Linked DNA regions of Homo sapiens: regions 2, 3, 4 and 5 are each linked to region 1. The links are chromatin contacts, found by Hi-C or POLR2A ChIA-PET in ENCODE. All regions are on one chromosome and are shown on one strand. The core of a region is the stretch at or near the end of the contact, and the rest is flanking DNA. Distances in the headings are between cores, read along the strand shown.

Region 1 (2,814 bases), core at 133-2,632:
GTACTCAACAACACTTTCTAAAAATCACATGCAGTAATTTCCTCCTACTTACTTCAAGCATTAAGTGAACAGATTTGTATAATTTTGTATGCATAATTTTATTTTAATCTATAATGTAGGTGCCATCACTAAGTTCTGCTGAAGAATTGATTACTACAAATATTTTTGTTTTCTTTAATTTGGAATATATATATAAAATCTAGGAATACAAAATGCTGTATAATGGAATCCAAACTTTTCATTTTTTGTATTTATCCTTTAGAATAGTAAAAGTTCATGCATGCCTTTAGGACAATATTAGAGTAAGTTAGTAGAAAGAAATGTAGAATAATGCTATTAGGTTTTCTGTGTTTTTTCACTTTCCCATATAAAATGTGGTTTCCTAAGGTTAGATGGGAAAACGACAGTTGTTTTCTAATAATCTTAATTTCTAGTTCTGCTCTCAATGTCTAGCTCTGCTCTCTACAAACCATTATTTTCATTCTTTTTTATTTAGGTAGTAATTTGATATAATTAATACACTCCCACCCAAGGCACAGAAAAAATAATTATAACAATTCATTCTAACATGTGTTCTCCTTTAATATTGTTTCACAATGAAAATATGGACCTTTGGTAAAAACATAATTTCTCCTCTTCGTTTGAAAATGTAAAAATCATAGGTAGCTTTTGTGATACTAGGTGCTCAAATACTTGTAGTATTTTATGATAGAAACAACTCTGTCAAAGATTGTGTTAATCTTCTTAAGCAACAAGAATTCCTATTGGTCTTTTCCTTACACATTAAATTGAACCAAATAATTTCAAAAGTCTCAAAAGCTGTGAAATTATTATAATAATTGGAAATGTGTCAAAGTGTGGAGTATTTATATGACAATTTCATTTAAGCTTTCAGGGCACTATTGAAACACATTTCAACCTTAAATGGCCATCCAGGCAGAGGCTTTAGAAGTAAATTGTTTACATTGATTCACAATCCCATAAGCCTTTATAGTAAACTATCCTCTTTGAATTTACTACCTTGGTTAATTCAGCAGAAAATTGCTTTCTATTTCTGAGACCCGCTTAGAAGGCTTGAGCAGATTTTTTTTTAAAAAAATTGTTCTGCGATGATGATGAAGGGAGACTTGAGAATCCCTTTGAAAAATAGAATTGACTACAGACCGAACAGCCTGTGTTTATGGATAACTGAGCTTCACACCTCTCACTGAAGGTGAGAAAGTCCTATTGAAGATGACAAAGCCCTTATCACAGTGCCTGGTACAAGGTGGGTACCCAAATGTGTGTCCCTATAAGACAGCAGCAAAGAAACTGTTACTCCTCAAAAACTCTCATCTCCACTGAATGGGTATAGGACATAGAATCTTCCTGTACTTAAGCAACTTTTAAATAGCACTTTATACACTCTCAAAAGATCAATTACATCAGAGTAGCTATGGCTTGTGAAAGTAAAAAAGGGAAGTGAGCAATATCTTAAGAATACCTGGCAGATAAGAAATGCAGCTGTTATGATTGCCTAACTGACCACCTGTTTCCTGTTGAAGGAGCCAGTTGTACTAGTGGAGAGATTTTAAAAGGAATTAAAATACATTCTTCAAATTTACATCAAAATGGATATCATACTATCTACTGTTTCATGATTAAGAACACATACAAAGCCCTTCTTTTATCATGCCTATAGTTCCTGGTGTTCCTGAAAAGTTATAGTGAGACTCAACTATGTACTGAAAGAAAGGAGAGGTAGAAATCATACTCAGCAGCAAATGGGATGCCTGAATCTGAATCCCAGCTCTGCAGTTTACTAACCATGTGACTGTAGAAAATGTTCCAATCTCTCTTATTTTTCTCATCTCTTAAATGGTGATACTAATAATAGTTACATCCTAGGGTGTTGTGAGAACGAAATGAGTTAATATATGCTAAGCATTCAGAACAGCCTGCCAAATAATGAACACTACGTAAGCATTGACTTATTAATATTTTGTTATTACTTTATAAGCACGAATTTTCTGTAATCAGGGAAAGAAAGAGAAAAGCAAAGAAACCTTGATGTTCCAAGCAAGTAAATACTCAAGTTCATCCAGTTGTGTTTCTATCAAATGTGAGGGGTTTAGGAGTAGACTATCTTCTTTATTTTATACCTGATGGAACTTAGGCAAAAGGGAATAACTGGCTTGTATCAGATGATGTCAGTCATTGATTCAGTCACTTTCAGAGCTTTTCTTTTTATTTTTCTTTCCATGATGAGCATTTACTCTTTCAACAGCCAAAGATCATTTCCACGTTCTTCTGGTAATGAAACTGAGCAGGTGTCCCACAGAGCTGATGTTCGTGGTTTCTTTGAATAAACATAGAAGTTGGCCCTCCTAGTTTTAAAACCTGAGAAAGTTGCATTTGTCTTATCTGAGTTCCTTTCCAAGGAAACCAGCCATCAGGCCTCCCAAATAGTAGCAAGGAGCTGAAAGTCACCAGATCACTGCATTTGGACAATCAGATGCCCGACACTTTATCTGTTAAGTTTGCCTAACTGACCACTTGCTTCCCATTGACCAGCTGCTCTTCTTTACCCCTCCCTAATTCCTGTTTTCCCACACATGGTTACATTTCTTCCCTGCTATATCAGCTCCTAATTTTAGTCAGTCAGGGAGATGGATTTGAGACCTCCTGGCCTCTTGGCTGCAGCACTCTATTAAAGGCTTCATCTTTGGCAATACTTGTTTCAGTGATAGGCTTTCTGTGAAGCAAGAAACAGGATCTAGACCGAACATCTGGTGTTTTGGTAACAGTAAGTGAACACAATTTCCTTTGAAAGTT
Region 2 (2,814 bases), core at 174-2,673, 1.8 Mb after region 1:
ATGTGGCCAAAAATTCCTCCTACCACCACAGCCCTTGAAAATAGGTCAAAGACACCTTCTATGGAACTCTCAAAACAGGGCTTAGCTCACACCATCTACCTCCGTCATTGTGCTGCAAACACTGGAGCTTTTGTGAGAATGCTCTCCTCTTCTGCGGTTTGAGCTCAGTTTTGGCTCTGGGCTAATCATCTGTCCTGTCCTACTTGTCTTCCACAAGGGACCGACTGGTCATGAAGGCCATGAAGGCTGTCTGCTGTGTGTCCCTGGAAATGTCTGTCGACAGCCTCTCTAGGCAGAAGTGTTTCTTCTTGTGTACCAACCAAGACCTATAGGCCTCGCCTCATCTCCCAAGCTATACCTCACCACAAAGCAGAACAAGGGTGGACTAAGAACTGGCAGAGACTTATACTTGGCTTTCCAGAGGTCCCAGGTTTGTGGTAGGGGTTCATGAGGCTGGCTGCTGTCTAGATGAGATATGCAGAGTGAGCTCTTTTCCCTGAATGCTGGGCATCCCATCGGTAGTATGGGACAGGGTAAGCTCCTGGCCTGGCTGGCTCCAATGCTGCCTGAGTGAAGCTATGTAACCCTGGGACATCTCTCTTAGCATGCTGATATTTGGCTGCTTCTCTGATAATGGGAGCAGCATTCTCTGGTATGGGGTGCTGTGGAAGACCTAGGGAATGGGACAACAGATTAAAATGGGCTTTGAAGACCCTTGCAGAGGTGACCAGGGAGGCCCAACCTTCTATTTCCTGTGCTCAGGCCTTGGCAGAGACAGAAACCACGAGGCTCCAAGGTCCCCAACCAGTGGGACCCCGACACCAGGAGGACAGGACTCTCAGAGTTCTGTGCCTACTCCTCAGTTTCTTTTGTGTCTGCTGCTATCAGGAGTCCCAATCTACAGGGCTCAATCAGGATGGGATCCTTAGTGTGGCACCTGGGTCAGAAAGCCGCCCCTGCTAAGAGGCTCAGGACAGGGCTAACTGGGAGAAGAGGCCCCACCTAAGTGTCTGCCACCCAAGATGATACTTTTTTTGGCCCAGAAGCCTCATCTGACCTCTGGCCCAGGCCTCAGCCTGGGTGAGGGTGGACATCTCTGTCCTAACAAGATCCTTGGGAGCCTCCAGGCAGTCCCCTTCCAGGGATAAGAGGTCCTGTGTCTGCTTGGCCTAGAGCCAGGCCTGTGCTGAGTCACAGGACTCTGGTGTTCAAGGCCAAAAACAATGACTTAAACATTCTGAAATCCAGGAAAAATCAGCACTGGCTTTCTACCTAAGAACCCTGCCCAGCTAGGCATGAGTTCACCCAGCAAGACAGTGACAAGGACAATGGGAAACTGCCTGTCCCCTGTAGGCAAGAGGAGCAGGGGGCTAAGCCTTGAGCCTGAAACCAACCCTGAAAGATTCTTTAAAAACCCCATATCATTTCATCTAAAATTAGCTTTCAGCATCTAAATCACTTCCTGTTACAGAAACCACAGGCCTGATGCTTCAGTCATCACCCTGCCTGCCTCTAGGGGTGGGGTAGGTGAGGTAGGAGTGCTGCACACAAAAAACAGTGACTATCCAAAAGTGACACAGCAGTCAGGAACCCCTTTCCCCACCCCCCCCACCCACTGCAGAAAGGATGGCTAAGCAGGGCCCTATAATGGTGTTGTTGTGGGGACCAGAGCCAATGTGAACATGCATGTGCATGTAGGCAAATATACACACATATGCACACTCCCCTGCATGCACACTATACACACAGACCAGAGCTTTCTCCACTGCCGCAGAGAGACTGCCGTATGGACAGCCCAAGCACGTCTCCGTTGTGCCCCTTCTGAGCACAGGACTCACCAAGAGAGGAGGGCAAGTGTCTGGCCTCCTTGGAGCATCTGCATCTCTGTTTCCACTTCTCTTACAGCCCTGGTTACTTTATGCCTAATTGGCTGTGAGCGAGGTTAGCCCAGCACTTGGCACTTGGCTCTCACTCATTGTTTCAGCCAACATTGCCAAGTGTTTCCTGTGTGCAGAAAACCAGGTGGTGGCCGGATTGAGGATGTGGAGCAAGTCAGAGGCCATCCCTGTACACCAAGAACTGAAGTTGAAGAAACCAACTGAATCTCTAAACCAGAGATGTCCAATCTTTTGGTTTCCCTGGGCCACTTTGGAAGAAGAATTGTCTTGGGCCACACATAAAATTCACTAACACTAACAATAGCTGATGAGCAAAAAAAAAAAAAAAAAAAAAAAAAAGAAAGCAAAAAATCTCATAATGTTTTAGGAAAGTTTACCAATTTATGTTGGGTCACATTCAAAGCTGTCATGGGTAGTATACAGCCTGTGAGTCATGGGTTGGACAAGCTTGCCTAAACCATCCAGAGAGCTCTGTTCTTCCTACTGCCTCAAGCTAAGCCCTGACCCAAACCTGAGACCTGGATTGAAGGATGCCAGCATCTGTGCACAGATAAACTGCAGCCACAGAAGGAAGACACTGATCATCTGTCACAAACTTGGTGAGTCATAAATAGTGCCACCTAAACCATGAGATAAACTGGGGGTGCACCTGGAAACCAGGTAGCCCCCCTCAAGGGCAGGGGCTTTTGTATTATAGGTCTGCTGCTATTCTCCCAGTACCCTCAATGGCACATGTCATGTAGAAGAGTCTCAGTAAATACCTGGTGGGTGACAGAATGGAGGTGGGTGATTCTGTTGATGAGCAGGCTGGCACCGATGAGCATGGAGTATCTGCCAGCCCTAGGATGGTGCTGTGTCTGTGTCCATCCACTGTATGGTTACAAGAACTCAAGGTACCTGGGATCCCTCAGTCCTC
Region 3 (2,814 bases), core at 172-2,671, 1.3 Mb after region 1:
AATGCTATAAAGGCTGTAAGATAATTCGCCTACTGAAATTCATAAATCAGCTCACATTGACTTCAAGAATCATCATAAGGAAACAAACACTCATCGAATTATAAATGTATATCTCAAAAAGAGAACTCTGGAAAGTGGTAGAATTTGTGTTGTTCCTATGCAAACATCAGGATCTTCAATAACATAATTTGACCTATCATGGCTTCCGTTGTGACCTGAATAATTGTCACGACCCAAAAGGTCAGCCCAACGTTACTGAGACTCAGTATGCAAAACACTACATATCTGAAAAACTCCAAAGTGAAGAATTAACCAAAGCATTTCATTTCATTTACTGCAACTTTAAACAAAACAATCCAATAATCCACTCACACTGTTTAGTGTTTTGTTTAGAAAATATGTCCCACTTGTTATAGAAACCTCCAAATCAAGGAAAACCTTCCCCAAAACCTTAGCATTCTACCGGGATAAGCAAAGCTAACAGGTTTTAGTTATATGCCTGAAAACTAGCCTTCATGAAGGTCGAATGAAAAATCTTTTAAGCTGATGCCATAACTGTTAACTCGACACAGCAAATTTTGGATCCAAGTACAAAATACTGTAAAATTTCCCAGTGACAGTCTGAAAAAGTACCTACAGTGGTGTTCTTTAAACATGCATCATCTACTACAGAATTCACCATTTGACTGGATGTAAACTTTTAAACTAACTTTGAAAACTTTATCTTTTTTTTAGGCAACTGTACAATATTTCAGAGACCTTTAAAGAAAAACTATTTCTAAATTACATGGCTGAGATACTTCCCTTACAATTTCCATCTCGTTTTTCATAGTCTACTTAAACGAATGGGCATCTAACTGCGAAACTCATATTACCCAACTCAGAAAATACGACTTAGTAATGGTGCTTTCTTAACGACACTCAGAAGCCCCCGGCAAGGACGGGTACGCGGGTTAAGACCGCATCACAGGCAGGAAGGGCGGTCGGCACCCTGCTGGCGACAAGGGCCTGGGTCAGGGAAGAGACTCAAGCGAACAGATTCCCAGTAGCAGGTGCGAGACTCTGGCAAGAGGGCAGTCGCCGCGGATTTCGGACAGACAGGAGGATGCTGTCTACTGGACTGTGAGACGCACATAAAGGTCAACCAGCCTCACCTCGGGAGTCCGCTCGGGTGGCTTCTTCCTCAACGCCTGCCTAGCGCCAGGGTCCACGGGTGAGTTCATGGCCACGGCCCGGGTACTCCGCAGCCTGCCCTTAGCAGCCCACGCCACAGTTCATTCACACTAGGTAGCGGGTGCGGTACCTTTCCCCCGCCCCAAGGAGGGAACTTCGCGCCGTAACAAGGTCCGAACTCTAGCAAACAACCCTTCGCAACGCCCGCCTAAGGCCTCTACCCACGCGCGACTGGCCGGAGACAAGTCTGCGCGGGGGCGGGGGAGAGTAAGTGCGCATGCGCAGCACGCACGCGCACGCTAAGAAACGCCCAAGGGAGTAACTCCACTGTGACGTTAAAATTGGGGCGGTGCGAGTAAGTCGTTTCCTGCTGTCGTCGTGAGATTTAAAGACACCTCGCGAGACCTCACCTAAATCAGTCACGGGGTCTGCCTTGGCGTTGTGGTTCCGTCTTCTCCATCCGTTGGAGACACCGGAAACGCGCTGAGGACCTGAGCAAAAATAGCATTTTGGGGCAGAACCGTGGGGAGGCGTTCTGACTGGAGAGAACTGTTGTGCCCAAATCCGGAAGCCCAGGGTGTGGCCAAGTCCGGCTTTGCGCTCTCCTCTGCAACTTCTACTGCCGACTTTGAATATGCGGAAGTAGAAGCCGCCATTCGGCAAAGAAGGAATTCCACGCACACCTCATATCTCTTTAAATAAAACGAGATCTCTTGTGAAAGCTGCCGACAGAGAAGTGCTTGATCTATTCGAAACGGACGTCCTGAGACCAGGGCAGAGAAAGCAAACATTCACGGCCAGGATAGGCAGCCGGTGCCGCGGCCAGCTCACGATTACCTTTGAGTCAAAAAACTAGATTTAGACTGCGTTCTTGTAACTAAATGCCCGGGGCAGCCCTCCCTCAGGCAACTGCGTTTAGGGTTGGGACTCGAGTGGCAACTTTTGCAATACTTTTTACATTCTAGTCTGCTTCCCAACAGACCGAATAAAGCCAGTTTTGTTTCACTGCTCCCTTGGTAAGAAAAACAGACCACCCTTAGGAGCAGCCAGAGAGCTGCTGAGGCCGTTTCAACAATAAGCTCACTGACAATTCCAGAATCCATCGTTCTAGGATACTCCTTACCCTTTCTCATAAGTTCATAGGTAACTAACTTTGGCGACACCACCTTTCCACTGAATTTTAAGCTCCTTGATGGCTGTAACTACATCTAGGTACACCTTGGTATTTCTCACAGCAGTTAGCATAGTTCACTAAATAACAAGGTGATTTATGATTATGACATGCTTTCCAATTAATGACTGCTTCACAGTAATTTTAATGACGTAATAAGAGTTAAAATTATATTTGAAAACAATGAGAGTTCAGGCTACAACACCGTTTCTGGGACCGGCAATGACTTAAGGACTGTTTTCTGTTGGTCCTGGGGCTTGCCCAAACTGGGAGTTTACAACATACTATTAGCATTTCTCTTTTTCAGGTATAGATCAAAAACTTTACCAGCGAAGTGTGGCATAGCCATTGTAGAAATAAAGTAATTGTGGAAAAAATCACAGGATGTTGCAGACGATCCGTTTTCCTCATTTTTTGTACAAATATAACCTCTCAAAGATCTGCCCAGGATCACAAACAAAAGTTAACCC
Region 4 (2,814 bases), core at 119-2,618, 1.1 Mb after region 1:
ATATACACACACACATATATATACACATATATGTATATATACACACACACACATATATATGTACCCAGAAGTGGAACTGCTGGATCATATGGTAATTCCATGTTTAATATTTTGAGGAACTTACATATTATTTTCCAAAGCAGTTGCATTACTTACATTCCCATCAAGAGTGTACATGACTTCTAATATCTCTACATGCTCTCTAACAATTGTTATTTTCAATTTTTTTGACAGTAACCATCCTCATGGGTGTGAGGTGGTATTTTGTTGTGATTTTGACTTGTGGATTAGTGACACTGAACCACTTTTCATGTGCTTGTTGGCCAACTGTTATCTTCTTTGGAGAAATATCTATTCAAATCTTTTACCTTTTTTTTAAAGACAGGGTATCATTCTGTCACCCAGGCTGGAGTGCAGTGGCAAAATCAGGGCTCACTGCAGCCTCATCTCTTGGGCTGAAGCGATCCTCCCACCTCAGCCTCCTGAGTAGCTGGGATTACAGGTATCTGCCACCACGCCTGGCTAATCTTTAAATTTTTTGTGGAGACAGGGTCTCACCATGATGCCCAGGCTGGTCGTGAACTCTTGGGCTCAAGTAATCTTCCTGCCTTAGCCTACCAAAGTGCTGGGATTCTAGTGTGAGCCACAGTGCTCGGCCATTTTTGCTGCCCCCAACCCCTTTTTGGCAGAGTCTCCCTCTGTCACCCAGGCTGAAGTGCAGTGGTGTGATTACGGCTCACTGCAGCCTCAACCTCCCAGGATCAAGTGACGCTCCTGAATGGCCTCCAAAGTAGCTGAGACTGCAGGCACGCGCCTCCATGCCCGGCTAATTTTTAAAATGTTCTGTAGAGATGGGGTCTCTCTATGTTGCCCAGGCTAGTCTCAAACTCCTGAACTCAAGATATCCTCCTGCCTTGGCCTCCCAAAGTATTGGGATTACAGGCATTGCTCGACCTTCTGCCCATTTTAAATTGGGTTTTCTGTTGTTGACAGAGAGATTTTATTTGATAATAATTTAAATAATATTACTTTTAATATTGATAATTTAAAGAAATATTTTTGAAATATGTATTTTAAATGTTATATAAAATGCATTTCAAGTATTCCAGTGTAAAATATACACTGTGCTCTCCCAATCAGAATGGAATGGACTTTATTTGAACCCCTACAGATAACAATATTGTCATTAAAAATTAGGAAACTGAAATTTAGAAAGGATGAGCACCTTATCCAACAGGACACTGAATTTTTCAGTACTACCTTCAGAGATCACTGAACTGTAGCCTGTTTTTGTCTAGGCTTAACTAGGGAAGAAGCCACTTTCGATCTCACGCAAATGGTTAACAGAATCTATTTCCTGTGGCTGGGGAGCTGAGGGCTCTGGCTTCTTGCTGACTATTGGCTGCAGTCCTCCCTTAGCTCCTAGAGGCCTCCTGCAGTTCATGTCCCCATGTGCCTCCTCAACATGTGCACTTCATTAAGCCAAGGAGAGCCTAGAGCTAGTTTGCTAGCAAGATGGAGTCTTATACAGTGTAACATAATCGTGCAGCTACATTACACCACCTTTGCCATTTTCTATTGCTGTGAAGCAACTCACAGGTCTCAATCATAACCAAGGGGATGATACAGTAGAAAATGGCAAAGGGCATGACTACTAGGACACCAGGGTGGCAGACTGTATTTTTCAAAAACAGCCACAGCAATATTCTCTGACATGGTCTTCTAGAACCTTGTTACTTTTTATCAACAATTTCCTCTGCTTCCCTGTCACTGAACCTGGGTGACACACTGTGATACAGCTTGCCTGGCTCTCTCTTTTGCGATACTTGCCCTTGAAACTCAACCTCCATGATCTGAGGCAGGCCAAAACAGCCCATATGGAGAGATCACATGGAGAGGTTCACGTGGTCAGGAATAGAGGCCTCAAACAACAGCCAGCATTAACTCTCAGCTATGAGCTTTCAAATAATTCCTGTCCTGAGCCTGAATCTTTCAGCTAAGGCCTTAATCACTGTGGAGCACAGAAAAGCCAGCTTTTCTAAACCCTGTGCAAATTCCTGAACAATAAACAAGCATAATAAATGGTTGTTTCATGCCACTAAATTTTGGGTTGATTTGTTACACAGCCATAGTAATTGGGACATGTTAATAGAATAAAGGAGCAAGAACCCACAATTATTTCAATACATGCAGAAAAAGCATTTGATAGAGTCTGACATTTATTAATAATTAAAAAGTTCCAGCAAATTATAAATCGAAGGGAACTTTCTTAATCTGACAAAGAGTTAATACATAAAACTTACTGCACACAGTGTATTTATTGTTGACAGTTTTTCTCTATCATCACTTCTATTCATTATATTGGAAGTTCTGGGTAACTGAAAAAATAAAAGGCATAAGAATTAGAAAGGAAGAAATAGAACTGCCTTTAGCTGCAGATTACATGTCTATATAGAAAATCTGAGATTATTATTATTATTAGGATTCAGTGAGTTTGGTAAGACTGTTGGACACTGGAACAACATTAAAAAATCAATTTTATTTCTATTTGACAAAAAATAATCAAAGTCTGGGCACAGTGGCTCGTAAGTGTAATCCCAACACTTTGGAAAGCCAAGGCAGGAGAATCACTTGAGCCTAGGAGTTCAAGACCAGCTTGGGCAAAATTAGTAGACCCCGTCTCTACAAAAACATTAAAAAATTAGCTGGGTCCATGTGGTGTGCACTTGTAGTCCCTTCTACCTTGGAGGAGGTCGAGGCTATAGTCAGCTGTGATTGCACCACTGCACTCCAGCCTGGGCAACAGAGCAAGAA
Region 5 (2,814 bases), core at 157-2,656, 1.1 Mb after region 1:
GCCCAACCACAGAAATTTAGTTTGTCTAGGAAATCTCATTAACTTGGCTTTGTTAATGCTGGTGATTCTCAGTCTCTTATCTCCAGTTTGGATTCTCTCAGAACCCAGTGAATTGCACACTCTCTGCTGAAATCTGAAGTCTGTGCATATTTCTTAACTCCTCCCTCTCACTGTTACCAAATCCAGCCTGCAACCAAGTGCTGTTTTTTTTTGTTTTTTTTTTTGTTTTTTTGAGAGAAGTCTCGCTCTTGTCCCCCAGGCCTGAGTGCAATGGCTCGATCTCGGCTCACTGCAACCTCCGCCTCCTGGGTTCAAACGATTCTCCTGTCTCTGCCTCCCAAGTAGCTGGGATTAAGGCACCTGCTACCACGCCTGGCTAATTTTTGTATTTTTGGTAGAGACGGGGTTTCACTGTGTTGGCCAGGCTGGTCTCGAACTCTTGACCTCAGGTGATCCACCCGCCTCGGCCTCCCAAAGTGCTGGGATTACAGGCGTGAGCCACCACATCCGGCCCAAATGCTGTTGATTTTATCCACTGACTACTTCTTGAATCTATCCACTTCTATCTGTGTTATTAGTTGAATCCACATAATCCCTTTTCACCAACATTAATAACTTATTTTGACCTCTTCTAACATGTTTTCCACCTATAGCTATTGTGGAATAGTCTTCTCAAGCTATTTAATCATGTTATTCCTCTGCTTTAAAACACTTTCAATTATTTCCCATTGTTCTTGGGAGGATCACACACTTCAGTCCTTTACAAACTCTATGTGATCTGGTTCTTGCTTATCTTACTATTTTCATCTTAGGTGTTTACCTTTACTATGCTCGCACAACACAGTTGCTCCTTTCAGTTTCTGGACAGCTGAGTTCCCTCAGCCTTGGGGAGCGAAGGACTGAAAGCTTCTTTCATATCTCACAAACTGTTAGATTAGATGCCATGAAGAAACCTTCCAATACTAAGGTGTGACTCCCAGCTCAGTATAGTTCAAGCTGAAAAATACTCACTATTATTTTCACATTCATATATATTAGTTATCTAATAACACAGTATGATAGAAGTAAGCTGAAGTCTTCCCATCCTTTGCTTTTCAGTGTCAGAGTAGCTTCTTGGGAACTAGTTTTGTTATCAGCTTTTGAATATTCTCAGTAATCATGTTTGCTGAATTATTGTTTGTGAGTATGTGTTAATACCCTTCTTTCACAAGCATATCTATTCATTCTTTTTGGGTGAGATGGGTGGTGGCCTGAGCACACTATGGTTTCTGTTCTCCCCCAACACAGTCCTGCAGTAACTCAACAGAATAAATCACTTAATATGGAGGTATAGACCAAGTGGAGCCTTTTGGCAAGCTCTAAACACACCCTTCTGGAGGAAATGATGCAGAATGAGAACTGTTAGGAGTTGCTTCTGCAGGTTCACAGGACAAGGGTTGATCAAGACTCCTCCTAGTGGTCTGGAAGTAGGTACCAGGAAGTATTCTCTGGTACCACCTCCTCCCCTGCTTGAGAGAGCCAAGTGGCTCTCTCTGCATATCAGAAGCAGTTATCTTGACATGTTTACTGCAAACGCCTGGGGAAGAGTCTGGTGTCCTGCAGATGCCACTGTCCTGTGGAACTGTGACAAGAACCTAGAAGCTTCCCTCTCTACCTGTCAGTTAAGTGGCTCACTGGGGAAGAAATCCCAATAATTTGTCCTGCCCACATGCTGAGAAAATTCGTATCCTGTGATGGTAAAGATTACATTTCTGGACCTGCCCAAATAGCTTCCTAATAAGGAAATTTAGTGGAAATGTAATAATATATTATTAAGAAGAGAAAAAGGCACAAAACTGTTAACATCTTTTTTCCCTACTTTATTCCTAAAAAAGATAAGTTAGCATTGTTTAAGGCTAATTCATAGAATTATGCTTTATCATTCCAAACAAAAATAGTATGAAGAGAAGTATGTTGAATGGGGTGGTTGGAAATAGACAAACTGAGTCTGTGAAAAAGATGGGGAACAGAGGAAAAGACCAGTGCATTGCTGGCATGCAGCACTCCAGATCAAAGGATGGTTGTGGGTGTCAAGTCTGCCATTAGGGGCAGGGAGTCTTTGTATGAGGCACCTCTAAGATCATCAGAGGGAGCAGTATGCGAGAAAAAGATAGCAGGAAACCAGTGCATTGTGCTAGGAAATAGAAAAATTAAAACACATAGACAAAAGCCTCTTTTGACTTTATGATACCATTTTAACCTGCAAGTTTTATGATTCTGTGGAACAGGGCCCCAAAAGACAGACAGTTTCTTACCAACTTTCAAAAAAAGGCTTGAAGTAAAACTAAAGTTGTTCAAATAAAGAAATGAGAGTTCTTTGTTCCCTAGTGTTATAGACTTATAATTTATATAGTTAAGTGTTTTTAGGGAAAAGAGTGAAAAACTATAATAATACAACTTTTTCAGAGATTAAAAAATGTTGCAATGACATGTCATAACAGCCTCTGAAAAATAACCATAATGGAAAAAATGAAATTATGTGGCTACTACTGAAAAAATCTAGAGCTGGGGTCAGCAGACTACTACTTTTACAGGCTAAATCTAGCCTGTCACCTGTTTTTGTAAATAAATTTTTACCATAACACAGCTATACTCATTTAATTTCATGTGCTCTGCAGCTGCTTTCATGCTACAATAGCAGAGTTGAGTCAAAGCTACAGTGGAGATTGTATTTGGCCTGCAAGGTTATAATATTTACTATCTAGCTTGGACCTCTGAAGAGGATAAAGCAGAGTTACTTTTCAATGCAGTGAAATTATAAAGAGAAATAAAGGA

Evidence for each region. A loop is a pair of places that touch in the nucleus more often than their neighbours do. ChIA-PET counts read pairs that join two places held with the same protein, here RNA polymerase II (POLR2A). Pooled maps may share reads with other maps.
Region 2: a loop to region 1 is called in a map with no recorded cell type, with 11 times the contacts of the local background. The contact joins two enhancer-like sites. A Hi-C loop is called at or near these places in 4 of 37 single-sample maps with no recorded cell type and 4 of 50 pooled maps. POLR2A ChIA-PET finds 5 or more read pairs at or near these places in 1 of 52 experiments (AG04449).
Region 3: a loop to region 1 is called in a map with no recorded cell type, with 9 times the contacts of the local background. The contact joins the promoter of RAPGEF6 here to the enhancer-like site in region 1. A Hi-C loop is called at or near these places in 3 of 37 single-sample maps with no recorded cell type and 2 of 50 pooled maps.
Region 4: a loop to region 1 is called in a map with no recorded cell type, with 7 times the contacts of the local background. The contact joins two enhancer-like sites. A Hi-C loop is called at or near these places in 8 of 37 single-sample maps with no recorded cell type and 5 of 50 pooled maps.
Region 5: a map of GM12878 shows a loop between it and region 1 (8-fold over the local background). The contact joins two enhancer-like sites. A Hi-C loop is called at or near these places in 2 of 168 maps with a recorded cell type or tissue (GM12878 and OCI-LY7), 5 of 37 single-sample maps with no recorded cell type and 4 of 50 pooled maps. POLR2A ChIA-PET finds 5 or more read pairs at or near these places in 1 of 52 experiments (PC-9).

Annotation. Positions count from the first base shown.
Region 1 is chr5:130,322,794-130,325,607 of GRCh38, forward strand. No RefSeq gene overlaps it. Among named protein-coding and RNA genes, the nearest start is that of CHSY3-AS1, 420 kb to the left of the region's middle. Within about 2 kb of position 1,383, at least 3 of the 41 ENCODE cell types and tissues checked have a DNase peak (open chromatin) inside an H3K27ac peak, as active enhancers do; they include OCI-LY7, where a contact is called at or near this core.
Region 2 is chr5:132,102,333-132,105,146 of GRCh38, forward strand. No RefSeq gene overlaps it. Among named protein-coding and RNA genes, the nearest start is that of CSF2, 30 kb to the left of the region's middle. RefSeq lists enhancers at 1,064-1,358, 1,137-1,516. Within about 2 kb of position 1,424, at least 30 of the 41 ENCODE cell types and tissues checked have a DNase peak (open chromatin) inside an H3K27ac peak, as active enhancers do.
Region 3 is chr5:131,633,808-131,636,621 of GRCh38, forward strand. It overlaps RAPGEF6 (Rap guanine nucleotide exchange factor 6), which reads right to left and starts at 1,422. Exons shown (of 28, transcript NM_016340.6): 1 at 1,155-1,422. The coding sequence starts at 1,223. RefSeq lists enhancers at 612-1,194, 1,142-1,231, 1,324-2,523, 1,532-1,781, 1,792-1,991.
Region 4 is chr5:131,412,768-131,415,581 of GRCh38, forward strand. It overlaps LOC105379173 (a long non-coding RNA gene), which reads right to left. Exons shown (of 3, transcript XR_007058929.1): 2 at 2,304-2,814. Among named protein-coding and RNA genes, the nearest start is that of CDC42SE2, 150 kb to the left of the region's middle. Within about 2 kb of position 1,369, at least 3 of the 41 ENCODE cell types and tissues checked have a DNase peak (open chromatin) inside an H3K27ac peak, as active enhancers do.
Region 5 is chr5:131,381,110-131,383,923 of GRCh38, forward strand. The region is part of intron 3 of CDC42SE2 (CDC42 small effector 2); the gene reads left to right. Among named protein-coding and RNA genes, the nearest start is that of CDC42SE2, 120 kb to the left of the region's middle. Within about 2 kb of position 1,407, at least 8 of the 41 ENCODE cell types and tissues checked have a DNase peak (open chromatin) inside an H3K27ac peak, as active enhancers do; they include OCI-LY7, where a contact is called at or near this core.